Linked DNA regions of Homo sapiens: region 2 is linked to region 1. The links are chromatin contacts, found by Hi-C or POLR2A ChIA-PET in ENCODE. All regions are on one chromosome and are shown on one strand. Each heading gives the region's core, a stretch centred on a gene start or an enhancer-like site at or near the end of the contact. The rest is flanking DNA. Distances are from core to core; before and after follow the strand shown. Region 1 overlaps ARK2N (arkadia (RNF111) N-terminal like PKA signaling regulator 2N). Region 2 holds the start of ME2 (malic enzyme 2).

Evidence for each region. Hi-C counts contacts between places; a loop is a spot of excess contacts on that map. ChIA-PET counts read pairs that join two places held with the same protein, here RNA polymerase II (POLR2A). Pooled maps may share reads with other maps.
Region 2: a pooled map shows a loop between it and region 1 (8-fold over the local background). The contact joins the promoter of ME2 here to the enhancer-like site in region 1. A Hi-C loop is called at or near these places in 1 of 37 single-sample maps with no recorded cell type and 3 of 50 pooled maps. POLR2A ChIA-PET finds 5 or more read pairs at or near these places in 1 of 52 experiments (GM12878).

Annotation. Positions count from the first base shown.
Region 1 is chr18:46,249,210-46,251,909 of GRCh38, reverse strand. All of the region lies in intron 3 of ARK2N (arkadia (RNF111) N-terminal like PKA signaling regulator 2N), which reads right to left. Among named protein-coding and RNA genes, the nearest start is that of ARK2N, 77 kb to the right of the region's middle. RefSeq lists enhancers at 1,162-1,221, 1,272-1,351, 1,107-1,742, 1,743-2,379. Within about 2 kb of position 1,254, at least 17 of the 41 ENCODE cell types and tissues checked have a DNase peak (open chromatin) inside an H3K27ac peak, as active enhancers do; they include GM12878, where a contact is called at or near this core.
Region 2 is chr18:50,877,706-50,880,405 of GRCh38, reverse strand. It overlaps ME2 (malic enzyme 2), which reads right to left and starts at 1,288. Exons shown (of 16, transcript NM_002396.5): 1 at 1,098-1,288. RefSeq lists a silencer at 900-1,459 and an enhancer at 998-1,499.

The DNA.
Region 1 (2,700 bases), core at 5-2,504:
AAATCCTGTACTTTCATACTCCTGTCACCCTTGAGTGTAAACCTTTTGGAAGCTACAGACAGTCTCAAACCAAGGCTTACAATTTTTATACCTTCTGACCCTGTAAACCCATCCCTAATAATTTACTCCTTAGCCTTTAAATAAGCAAAATGTTATATCCAAAGATATTCATTACAGTGCTATGTAGCAACTTGGAAAAATGTATACTAACATATAAAGTATTACACATAACACTATAAAAATATGTAGATTCTGAGTAAAGCTGTGAAAAATAATCAAGTTTGAATATGATTGTGGGTCTTTTTCATAATTCTTTAGTACTATTTTTACCTTTTATTCTTCGACTGAAAATGATGCATATATGTGAAAAATTTTTAATGCTTAGAATGGCTCCTAGATAAACCAGTGATTGAGATTATATATCACAGTTTGCGTGGGTTTGTAATCCAGATTATGTGGCACTAGCAGTGGGCACATATCTGGACCCTATAAGCATACAAAAGGTGGCATTCACCAGATAAAACTCTGTTTTATTAAATCTAGGGAGGCTGCTTAAATGGAATTGGTTAAGTCTTGCTTTCGTAAACCTAGATTCTTGCTCTGATCCCCAATACCTTGCTTGTGGCCAAGTCTTCATCCAAGTTCTACTTCAATGTTTTAGTTATTCCTATCCTCATGCACACTGTTCCAACTGTACTGCTAAGGAAGAATACAAAATCACAGACTCTCTTCTTTATAGCCTTCAACTTTTCCATATTCAATAATTCAAACAGTCTTTACTGTTTACTTTATTTGTTTGTACCTACAATAAATACTTGCGACATGCTATGCACTGTGCTAAGTGCTAGAAATACTATGGGGAACAAGGCAGGCATAGTCTCTACCCTCAATGAACCTGCGATATATGCAGAGATAATAAAAAGCAGTCTATTGCACCATGGCTTGAAAACTGCTCTGATAGGGAACATTCACCAGACTTGAGGGTAATCAGGGAAGCTGGGTTCTCAAGGAAGAGTAGGCACAGATGAGGGGAAGTGGCATACAGAACATTCTGTTGTCCTTTAAGGTATAAAAGTTTGGTGAGATTTGGGGGTAACAGTCAAAAGAGTAATAAGAAACAAGGCTACCAAAGTCAGCAGGTCAGATCATGGTAAGCTGTCTGGACTTAGCTTTGAGAAGTAGGAAGCCACTGAACCATTTAAGCAGAGGGTAAGCAGAGGGGTGACGTCATCTGGTTTTGCATTTTAAAGAATTTCCTTTCAGAGTATAGAAATGAAACTGATAGCAAGCAGGACAGGAAATACTGGAGGCAACAAAACCAGTTAGACTGCTGCAGCTTCCTGGGTGAGAAATGACTGTGGCTGAACTAGGAAAAAAAAACAATGGAAAATACTGTGTGTGTGTGTGTGTGTGTGTGTACGAATGGAGGGTTAGTAATGTTGGGAATTAGGCAAATGAAAGAACATAGAAAGTCAAAAATGATGCTTAGGTTTCTGACTTAGGTAAATGGATAGAGTTACAGTGCCATTCAGTGCACTAATAAAAGCTGAGGGTGGTTGCTCAGGGCATGATGATTATGTGCCTTTAATATGTCCAATAAGCAGTTCACATAACTTTTCACATAAATAATGAGTGTTCATGATAGCAGGACTTGCAAGCAGAGACAGACTAAGACAGGTGCCAGGAATGTTTCATAAATGAGTGAAACTATCACGGAGTAAGCAGATGACAGTCAATGGTACAATCGGTACTGTTCTAAAGCTCAGGTCAGAGGTCTAAAGAGGAAATACAGACTTGTTAAATCCTCAGCAATAGATGAGAGAATAAAGATCATCCTGAAGAGTAAAAGTGGTCTAGAAAACACAACCCAAGTATTGATGAACATAAATAATTAAGAGATGGGGTGGGGCGAGGGGGGCGGGGAATTAGACGTGGTGGTGTGCAACTACAGACTCAGCAACTCGGGAAACTGAGACAGGAGGATTGCTTGAGCCCAGGGAGTCAAGGCTGCAGTGTGCCATGATTGCACCACTGCACTCCAGCCTGGGAGAAAGCCAATATAGCAAAGCAATCTGAAGAATAATGAAAGGGAAGGAAGAGCAAACACAGTTTAAGAAGTTTGGCTATGGAGGAAAAGGAGATAGGATGGTACTGAGTAAGGAATATGGGCTTGAGGGAAGGGTGTTTGTATGTATGTGTATATACATAGTTTTTAACAATGAGAGAGACCTGTTCATATTCCAAAAGGGCAGAGAATAGGTTTGACAGCAGAAAGCTGAGGTAATCTGGATTTTGAAGAATGTGGCAAGGCCATCTGCAGAGAGTAGGTGTGGGCAGGTGCAGAAAAGCGAAGTAGCCACTACGGAGAAAGAATGCAAGGCCGGGCGTGGTGGCTCAAGCCTGTAATCCCAGCACTTTGGGAGGCCGAGGCGGGTGGATCACGAGGTCAGGAGATCGAGACCATTCTGACTAACACAGTGAAACCGCGTCTCTACTAAAAATACAAAAAAAAATTAGCCGGGCGTGGTGGCGGGCGCCTGTAGTCCCAGCTGCTCAGGAGGCTGAGGCAGGAGAATGGCGTGAACCTGGGAGGCAGAGCTTGCAGTGAGCTGAGATGGCGCCGCTGCACTCCAGCCTGGGTGACAGAGCAAGACTCCGTCTCAAAAAAAGTAAAAAAAAAGAATGCTGCCTAAGGAAAAG
Region 2 (2,700 bases), core at 39-2,538, 4.6 Mb before region 1:
AACAACATGAGCAATGCTTAAGGAGTATACACGTTTAAGGGAGTGGGGGTGGAGGATGCAGCTATGAAGTTAGACCACTTGAGTTTGAATCTAGGCTTTGTCACGTTAAAACTGTGGTCTTAGGCAAGTTACTTAACCTACCTAAACCTTAGTTTCCTGGTTTGTAAAGTGGAGGCAGTAACAGTATCAACCTCAAAGGGTTATTTTGAGATAATCCGTGTAGAAACTAGCGCTCTGCCTGTCACTAGCAATTAATACATGCTACTATTGTTATCGTTATCAACTGCAACACTAACAGAAATAGCAATGCTATTAACCTCTTTGCTTAGAGGTGATAGCCACAAGCATCAGGAAGGTAAATCCACAGACAGAAGATGATAAAACGTTTTGTAAGAAAGCACGTGTTAATTTGATCACGCTTCTCACCACAAGCAACGTAAATTTTCTAGAATTATCTCTGGAACCAAAAAAGAAAGTCGAAACCTAGGACCACCTAGGTAACACCACATGCAGAGATAGTTATCGCCAGCGTGAAAGAAACACCTGCCAATCCCGGTCCACAGATGGCATTTAATAATAGACGGAATCGGTCCAATCTCAGAACTCTCCAGCCCGCAGCAAGTCTTTTTTTAAAGGGAGGAGCCACACACACAGCCTAACTCCTGCCGTTAACTCGGCCCGACTGAATAAAGGAGATAGGCTTGCCAAAGGGTTTCCAGCCACAGAAGTCCTTTTGTGGAGGGGTGCAGAAAGAGCGAGAAAGAGATGCTGGCGTTTGGAGGCCCAGGGCCTCGCTCCCGGGCGAGAGCGGGGCGCCCAGGCACCAGCCGGCGGAGGAACCTGGAAATCGCGCGCCGGGTAGAGCCGCGGCCGCTGGAACCTGGGTCGCCGCGATGTAGCCGGTCCCTCGCCCTCAGCCCGGACTCCGCAGACCGCTTCCCTTCCCCCAGCCCCCACCGCCAGGCCGGGAACGGCGGGGGCCGCACGCGCGGAGGCCGGAGGCGCGGCAGCGCTGGGCTCTCGGGGCCGGGCCAGGGGAGGCCGGCGCCCGCTCCTCTCCCGGACCCCCGCCCGGGCCCCACCGCGCCGGGCCTTACCAGAGGTCTCGCGCCGCGACAGGTGGTACACCCGGCGGAGAGGCCGCGCCCTGCCGCCCGCCCTGGCGATGCTCAGCTCCCGCGCCGCCCGGCCCTCCCCTTCTGCGAGCCTCCCGGAGCCGCCGTCAGCTCAGGCTCACACTGGCGCGGGCGGCCCCACACGCAGAGGCGGCCCGAAGAGCGGCCGAGAGAGGGGAGGGCGCGAGGAGCCGGCCAGCCGCGGGGCCCGGAAGGCGTGGCCCACGGTGGAGACGGACGGGCTCGCGGGCCAATTGGAGGCAGGAACCGGCCGGAGGGGCGGGCTCCGTCTGGAGGCTTAGCTGCCGGCGCTGGGGTTCCTGTCCTCCGCGCCTTCCTCAACCCAGCTCCTGGAGGTTACGGTTCTGAGGCGGGGCGGGCGGCCTCGTGGACGCGATGCTGAGGATGTGAGAAGTGCAGTGCGGAGGAGGAGGTGGAGCTCCGCCGCTCCATGAAGGAAGCCGGGGCTGGCCGACCGCGCCCCCCAGCACTCCTGGCCCGGGGGTCCCAGTCTCCGAACCCGCGGAGGCCAGGGAAGCTGGGAGTTGGGGTCTGTCCTGCCTGAGCCACAGAGGAAGGGGGAGAACGGGAGGGCAGGAGACGGCAAAGGAAGGAAGAAGAGGACCCAGGAAATGCGAGGCTTCCGCACTTCAGCGACGCTTTCACTTTCCGAGCTGTTTTGTGTGCTTAGGACTTGCTCTTCTGCAGAATTCTTTGCCACTCCTCATGGCTGCTGGCAAGGTTATTGGCCTGCGGTGAATTTACCAATCACCTCCACTGTCACAGTCACCATAAATAGATGCTCAATGTTCTGCCTCAGAAAAGCACCGGAACACTTAATTGTCTTGTCCTTGAAAGCCGCAGGGACCGTGCCTTCCAACATCCCTACCCCCGCCCTCCCAACGGTTGTGACATGGGAGGATATTTCTTCACCCTTATTTCAGAAAATGTTATCACCCAAAACTCTTTACTATAATGAGCTTGTGTACTCTTAAAACAAGGCATGGTAATGACAATTTCAAAAATAAGATGTAAAATATAAAAAAAGAGGCAAGGCAGAATAAAATTAAAAGTGATGGAAATGTAGGATTGAGAAGATGGAGTGGAAGTAGGGAAGAGTGAATTGCTCCCTCCTAAACTCTGACAATTAAATAAAATCTGGGGCAATCGCCCCTCTCTGAACATTGAAGGGTGGGGCCTGTGAGGAGGAAACTCCAGTTAGGTGATAATCCATAGGTGTGGTTGCTATAATAACCACCGCAGGCAAGGAGAGGTTATAAATATGAATGACCTAAAGTAACTCTGCTTGCCAGGAACTTACAAGATGCAGCAGGTTGGATGAAGGAAACTAAACATTACCAGTGTCTTTCTACATAAATGCTTCATTAGTAGAGGTGAAATTCTTTTGTCTTTGAAAGACAGTTGTGGGGGTGTTGGGGGGTAGATGGGGAATGGGGAGATGTTGGTCAAAGGGTAAAAAGTTTCAGGAGTAAGTTTTAGAAATATCGCACAGCATGGTGACTATAGTTCATAATGTATATTTCGCAATGGCTGAAAGAGTAGATTTAAAATATTCTCACCAAAA